Regions from separate parts of the Homo sapiens genome. Here region 1 is linked to region 2. A link is a contact called in ENCODE Hi-C or POLR2A ChIA-PET data. All regions are on one chromosome and are shown on one strand. Each heading gives the region's core, a stretch centred on a gene start or an enhancer-like site at or near the end of the contact. The rest is flanking DNA. Distances are from core to core; before and after follow the strand shown. Region 1 has its middle 17 kb from the start of TPRKB. Region 2 holds the start of STAMBP (STAM binding protein).

Region 1 (2,700 bases), core at 169-2,668, 75 kb after region 2:
TTACCACTAGGAAATTCAGTATTTGAATGGTATTTTCAAGGAAAGCTCTGAAGGTCTTGCAACACAGATTTCATCCACATATTGTAAAAGCGTTCCTTCTGTCAGCCAGATGTCCGTTAAGTTCCATGCCAAAAATTTCCCAAAGATTGTGGGGGAATTTTTAAATCCTTGAGATAACAGTACTGCTGATTGACCTGTGTCCCAGCCTCAGAGATTCAAATTCAAAGATCTCTTGTGTCTCCTTGTCTAATGCAAAATAAGGCATCTTTACAGTCCAAATCTGTAAACCAACCTAGTTCTCCTGACAAAGTGATCAGCAAGCTATAGGGGTTAGTTACCATAGGGTGTATGTCCTAGACTGTTTCATTACTGGCCCTAAGTCTTGTACAAACTGTAGTTGTCTTTTTTTTTTTTGAGACGAATCTCGCTCTGTCACCCAGCCTGGAGTGCAGTGGCACGATTTCGGCTCACTGCAAGCTCCGCCTCCCAGGTTCAAGCCATTCTCCTGCCTCAGCCTCCTGAGTAGCTGGGACTACAGGTGCCTGCCACCACGCCTGGCTAACTTTTTTGTATTTTTAGTAGAGATGGGGTTTACCATGTTAGCCAGGATGGTCTTGATCTCCTGACCTCGTGATCCGCCCGCCTCGGCCTCCCAAAGTGCTGGGATTACAGGCGTGAGCCACCACGCCCAGCCGAAACTGTAGTTGTCTTAATGGGACTTGCATGATGGTAAGATGTAGGGACCAGCCCCACAGGGTCAGTGGGTTTTTCTCCCCATGTGTGGAGACGAGAGATTGTAGAAATAAAGACACAAGACAAAGAGATAAAAGACAGCTGGGCCTGGGGGACCACTACCACCAAGATGCAGAGACCAGTAGTAGCCCCGAATGCCTGGCTGCACTGTTATTTATTGGATACAAGGCAAAAGGGGCAGGGTAAAGAGTGTGAGTCATCTCTAGTGATTGATAAGGTCACGTGAGTCACGTGTCCACTGGACAGGGGGCCCTTCCCTGCCTGGCAGCCGAGGCAGAGAGAGGGAGAGCGAGAGAGAGACAGCTTACGCCATTATTTCTGCATATCAGAGACTTTTAGTACTTTCATTAATTTTGCTACTGTTATCTAAAAGGCAGAGCCAGGTGTACAGGATGGAACTTGAAAGCAGACTAGGAGCGTGACCACTGAAGCACAGCATCACAGGGAGACAGGGTCAGGCCTCCGGATAACTGCGGGCGGGCCTGACTGATGTCAGGCCCTCCATAAGAGGTGGAGGAGTAGAATCTCCTCTAAACTCCCCCAGGGAAAGGGAGACTCCCTTTCCCGGTCTGCTAAGTAGCGGGTGTTTTTCCTTGACACTGATGCTACTGCTAGACCACGGTCTGCTTGGCAATGGGCGTCTTCCCAGACGCTGGCATTACCACTAGACCAAGGAGCCCTCTGGTGGCCCTGTCCGGGCATAACAGAAGGCTTGCACTCTTGTCTTCTGATCACTTCTCACTCACTATGTCCCTTCGGTTCCTATCTCTGTATGGCCTGGTTTTTCCTAGGTTATGATTATAGAGCGAGGATTATTACAGTATTGGAATAAAGAGTAATTGCTACAAACTAATGATTAATGATATTCATATATAATCATGTCTATGATTTAGATCTAGTATAACTCTTGTTGTTTTATATATTTTATTATACTGGAACAACTTGTGCCCTCGGTCTCTTGCCTCAGCACCTGGGTGGCTTGCTGCCCACCGTAGAACAGGAATGTTAAAGGGAGAATTACAGGACCAAATCAGTCCTTGTGCCAAAAAAGCCTTCCAAGAGTGGTTGAATACCCTTTCATGCCACTTCCTTTAATGGGTATTCTGTGTCTCTCTTTTAATTTTTATGGGTTTGGCTGTGACCACTCTCCCTGGCTTCCCTTGGGCCCAAACATCTCTCCTTACCTGTGTGAGAATTTCTTCTGGAATGTCCTGAACCTCTTCGTTTTCTGGTTGCAGCAGGAGTATTTGAAACCTGCAAACTTGTTCAGAAGGAATCATTATATCTAGGCATCTGGGGGGAAAGACAAGTTGAGCATACAATTTGGCAAGCAAATCCCAGCCCAGGAGGGGCACTGGGCATTAAGCATGTACAAGAAACTATGCCCTAGGCCGGTCTCTCGTAAATGGTAACCTGAAGATTGTAGAAAGGGATAATGGTGTCTCCCAATATCCGTGTAACAGTAATGGTTTTTCCCAAAGCTGGAGAGAGACAATTGTTAATTAATTAATATGTGGCACTGTGTCAAGTAAAAAGTCAATCATTCTGTTCCCCACTGTCAGTTGTATCTAGGAATCCTGTGGGGATATAGCCACTGGTTGCTCCAAGTCTAAGGGAGTCCCTGGGACACATCAGTCTTCATCTAAATATTATTCTCTCTCCTCATCTGATTTTGAGGGACACTGCACTTGCTAGCTGCTTTGGTCAATTTGGGACAGCCCTTTTTCCAGTGTCCCTCCTTCTTACAATAGGCATATTGGTTTTTTTTCTGAAGGGGGCGTGAGCCGCTCTTTGATTTCTTCCTTTTCCCCTAGGTTGGTAGTCAAGCACAGCTGCCAGTGAGTTACTTGTTGCTTCAATTTGCACTTTCCTGAGCCTCATCCTGAGCATAGTACACTTTAAAAGCTAAGTCCACTAAATGTGAGATTGGCAACCCAAGGATCCCAT
Region 2 (2,700 bases), core at 161-2,660:
AATCTGAGAGTAACTGACATTTTCTGTGGTATCCTTTTTCATATTTGAGCACAAGGTGAGTTAGGGGAACTGGTCTGGGAATTAATGCTCATAATTGTAACTCTGCTCACTAAACCACTATAGTCAATCTATAAAATCATTCATTCATCATTATCATGGCAAGAGACTTAAATCTTGAAAACAACCATTTACTCATCTTCATAGACTAAACACTGAATAACAAAAAGGCACGATGGTAACTTGCATTGCAAAAACCCCTGGTGTCCCAAAACTCCAGTAATTCTAGTCTTTCTAGATATAGTTGCTGTTAGAATCAGATTCCAAATTCCAACCAGATATCACCACTATCATCTCCAAAATAAAACTGGGCATTTGACACACATTGCATTACAGCAAACCCTAATCAGTATGCTCTAGAATACACAAACTACAGTAGAATAAATCTTGGAATTCAAGGCCCTGTGGCAACTGGCCCTCCCCAACAGAGATCTTTTGCTTCAGTCAGGATTCCAATCCGCCCAGGCATCCTCACATTTCAGTTTCATTTATCTATCCAGTTTTTCTTTTCTACTACAACTCTTCCCTCAGGGGTAGTCTTCTCTCAGCCAATTCCATCTTTAGGTCTCTTCAATATTCGGGTCACAATTCCTCCACAAACCTTCCCCTCTAAAACACCCTCACTAATAGCACAAAAGCCGTGAGGACTACTAGGGATGCAGAGATAGTCCATCTCTCACGAGGCCTCCTTAGGGACTCAGAAAGCCGCAAGCATATCTAAAACCTCCCCAAGTAATTAGTAAACCTAGTCCACGGCCCATGAAAGTTAACTGAAACAGAGGATGCTTGTTGCATCTCAGTACCTCTTGGGAGAGGTTCTTGTGGGTTAAGAAAGGAACCACCTCCCAAGGCCAGGAAGCGGCGCCGGTTACCACCTGGTTGAGCAATTCCAAAAAGGGGATGCAGCATCTGCAAATGAGGGGGAAAGGCGGCGTAAAGGACCGAGGGGGAAATACGAGGAGGAGAAAGGAAGTAGCAGGAATGAGCGGAGGGGGCGTATACAGTAGGGAGGGCTCTATCGACAACTGCTTGAGGAACCCTTCTTGAAGGCACTCAAGACGAACTTGCCAACCCCAGGCACAATCATCCAGGGTTTTCGGGATCTTTCAAATGCAGTAGGCGGGGAACCGCTGGGCCTGGCTGGTCAGGCGCCAGCCCGCGGAGACAGAAGCCGTCGGGTGCCTCGAGCGAGGCAGGCCGGGCAGGGGACTCGGGGAGAGTAGGCTGCAGGCCCCACACTCACGGCGGCCGATCCCCTTCAAAGTCCAACCACGCTCGGAGGCCCTGCCCCACCACGTTCCCGGGACCCTTCCCCACCTTTCCCCGCGGATGACACCCGGAGGTTCCGGAAACGTCACATCCGGCGCCCGCTCCGCCCACTCCCGTTCGTCTGTCTATTACATTCCCAGTGATTTAGGACTTGGAACGGAGAGCTAGTAGGTGGGGCTAGAATCGGCACCTGCGGAAAATCCGACCAATGAGGAGCGAACGACACAGCGGCCATCTTGGTAAAGGAAAAGGAACAAGGAAGAAAGTGGAACCAATTAGCAAGCTAAGGTTTGCTTTTAAAATTATTTTGATTTGGGGTAGTCCCTCATCACACTCACAATACTCCTGCATTTAAGGAGGGATTGCTGATCCCAGCACAACTGCAGACTTAGCTAAACTAACCAGGATTTATAAATTGGGGGACAGAAAGTCTTTCGAATGTATTTTTTAGCTTGTATTACATTCTACACAAAAATTGGTAGTCTTAGATATTAGGCAATATCTAAGACTAATTTTATTGCTTAGAAAAGAACATAAGTCTAACTTTTTTTTTTTTTAAGACAGGGTCTTGCGGTGTCACCCAGGCTGTCACAGGAGTGCAGTGGTGTGATCATAGCTCACTGTGGTCTCCAACTTCAGGGCTCAAGCGATCTTCTTGCCTCTGCCTCCCAAAGTACTGGGATTACTGGCGTGTGCCACCGCACCCAGATGAGACTAACGTTTTAATGTCAAAAAACCTATAAAATATTTGGAAAAAAAGCGTTTAATCTCTAAGAGCCGCTATGCAAAAGCAGTGGAGACACAAAAATCTGTATGACACTGTTCCTGCCCTGAGACCGGGACAAGGTGGTTTTATGCATCAAATACAGAATGGCACGTTCTGCATGTAGATGTGTGTCTGTACGAATCCATATACATCCTCTTTACAAAAAGGTCCTACAAGCTTGCTAATCATTCTGTCTCAGAAGACTTTGTGAAACATTAGGCTTTGGTTTAAAAGTCTAAGTCTCTGGGGGACACTTTCCCAAAATTTGGGAGCCTCCCTGTGAGTTTGTTAGTGTGATGGCATGACCTATTCTTCAAGGTCTAGCTTAAATCCCTAATTCAGGTGTTGCCTCCTCCACCTAGCCAGCCTCCAGATCTCTCATTTCTCCCAACCTCCGTTGTGTATATTTCTGTTGGAGTTACCTGAAGTGATTTTGTGTAGTCATCAACTTTTCAGACTTAGGGTTGAAAGTACTTGCTTGCATCATATCACCTCCCCTTCTGCCCCCAGCAAGCATTAATGTGCATGGGTCTACTATCAACTCTCATGGATCTACTGCAGATAAATCTGGGAAGATAATTGTATAGGGCACTCTACTGTGTCTTCAA

What was found. A loop is a pair of places that touch in the nucleus more often than their neighbours do. ChIA-PET counts read pairs that join two places held with the same protein, here RNA polymerase II (POLR2A). Pooled maps may share reads with other maps.
Region 1: a loop to region 2 is called in a pooled map, with 2.4 times the contacts of the local background. The contact joins the enhancer-like site here to the promoter of STAMBP in region 2. A Hi-C loop is called at or near these places in 1 of 168 maps with a recorded cell type or tissue (MCF 10A), 2 of 37 single-sample maps with no recorded cell type and 9 of 50 pooled maps. POLR2A ChIA-PET finds 5 or more read pairs at or near these places in 6 of 52 experiments (A673, PC-3, Panc1 and 3 more).

Annotation. Positions count from the first base shown.
Region 1 is chr2:73,752,794-73,755,493 of GRCh38, reverse strand. No RefSeq gene overlaps it. Among named protein-coding and RNA genes, the nearest start is that of TPRKB, 17 kb to the right of the region's middle. RefSeq lists a silencer at 1,313-1,496. Within about 2 kb of position 1,418, at least 2 of the 41 ENCODE cell types and tissues checked have a DNase peak (open chromatin) inside an H3K27ac peak, as active enhancers do.
Region 2 is chr2:73,827,671-73,830,370 of GRCh38, reverse strand. STAMBP (STAM binding protein) reads right to left here and starts at 1,410. Exons shown (of 10, transcript NM_213622.4): 1 at 861-1,410. It overlaps LOC105374807 (a long non-coding RNA gene), which reads left to right. Exons shown (of 3, transcript XR_940246.3): 1 at 1-55; 2 at 1,467-1,614. RefSeq lists a silencer at 1,421-1,639.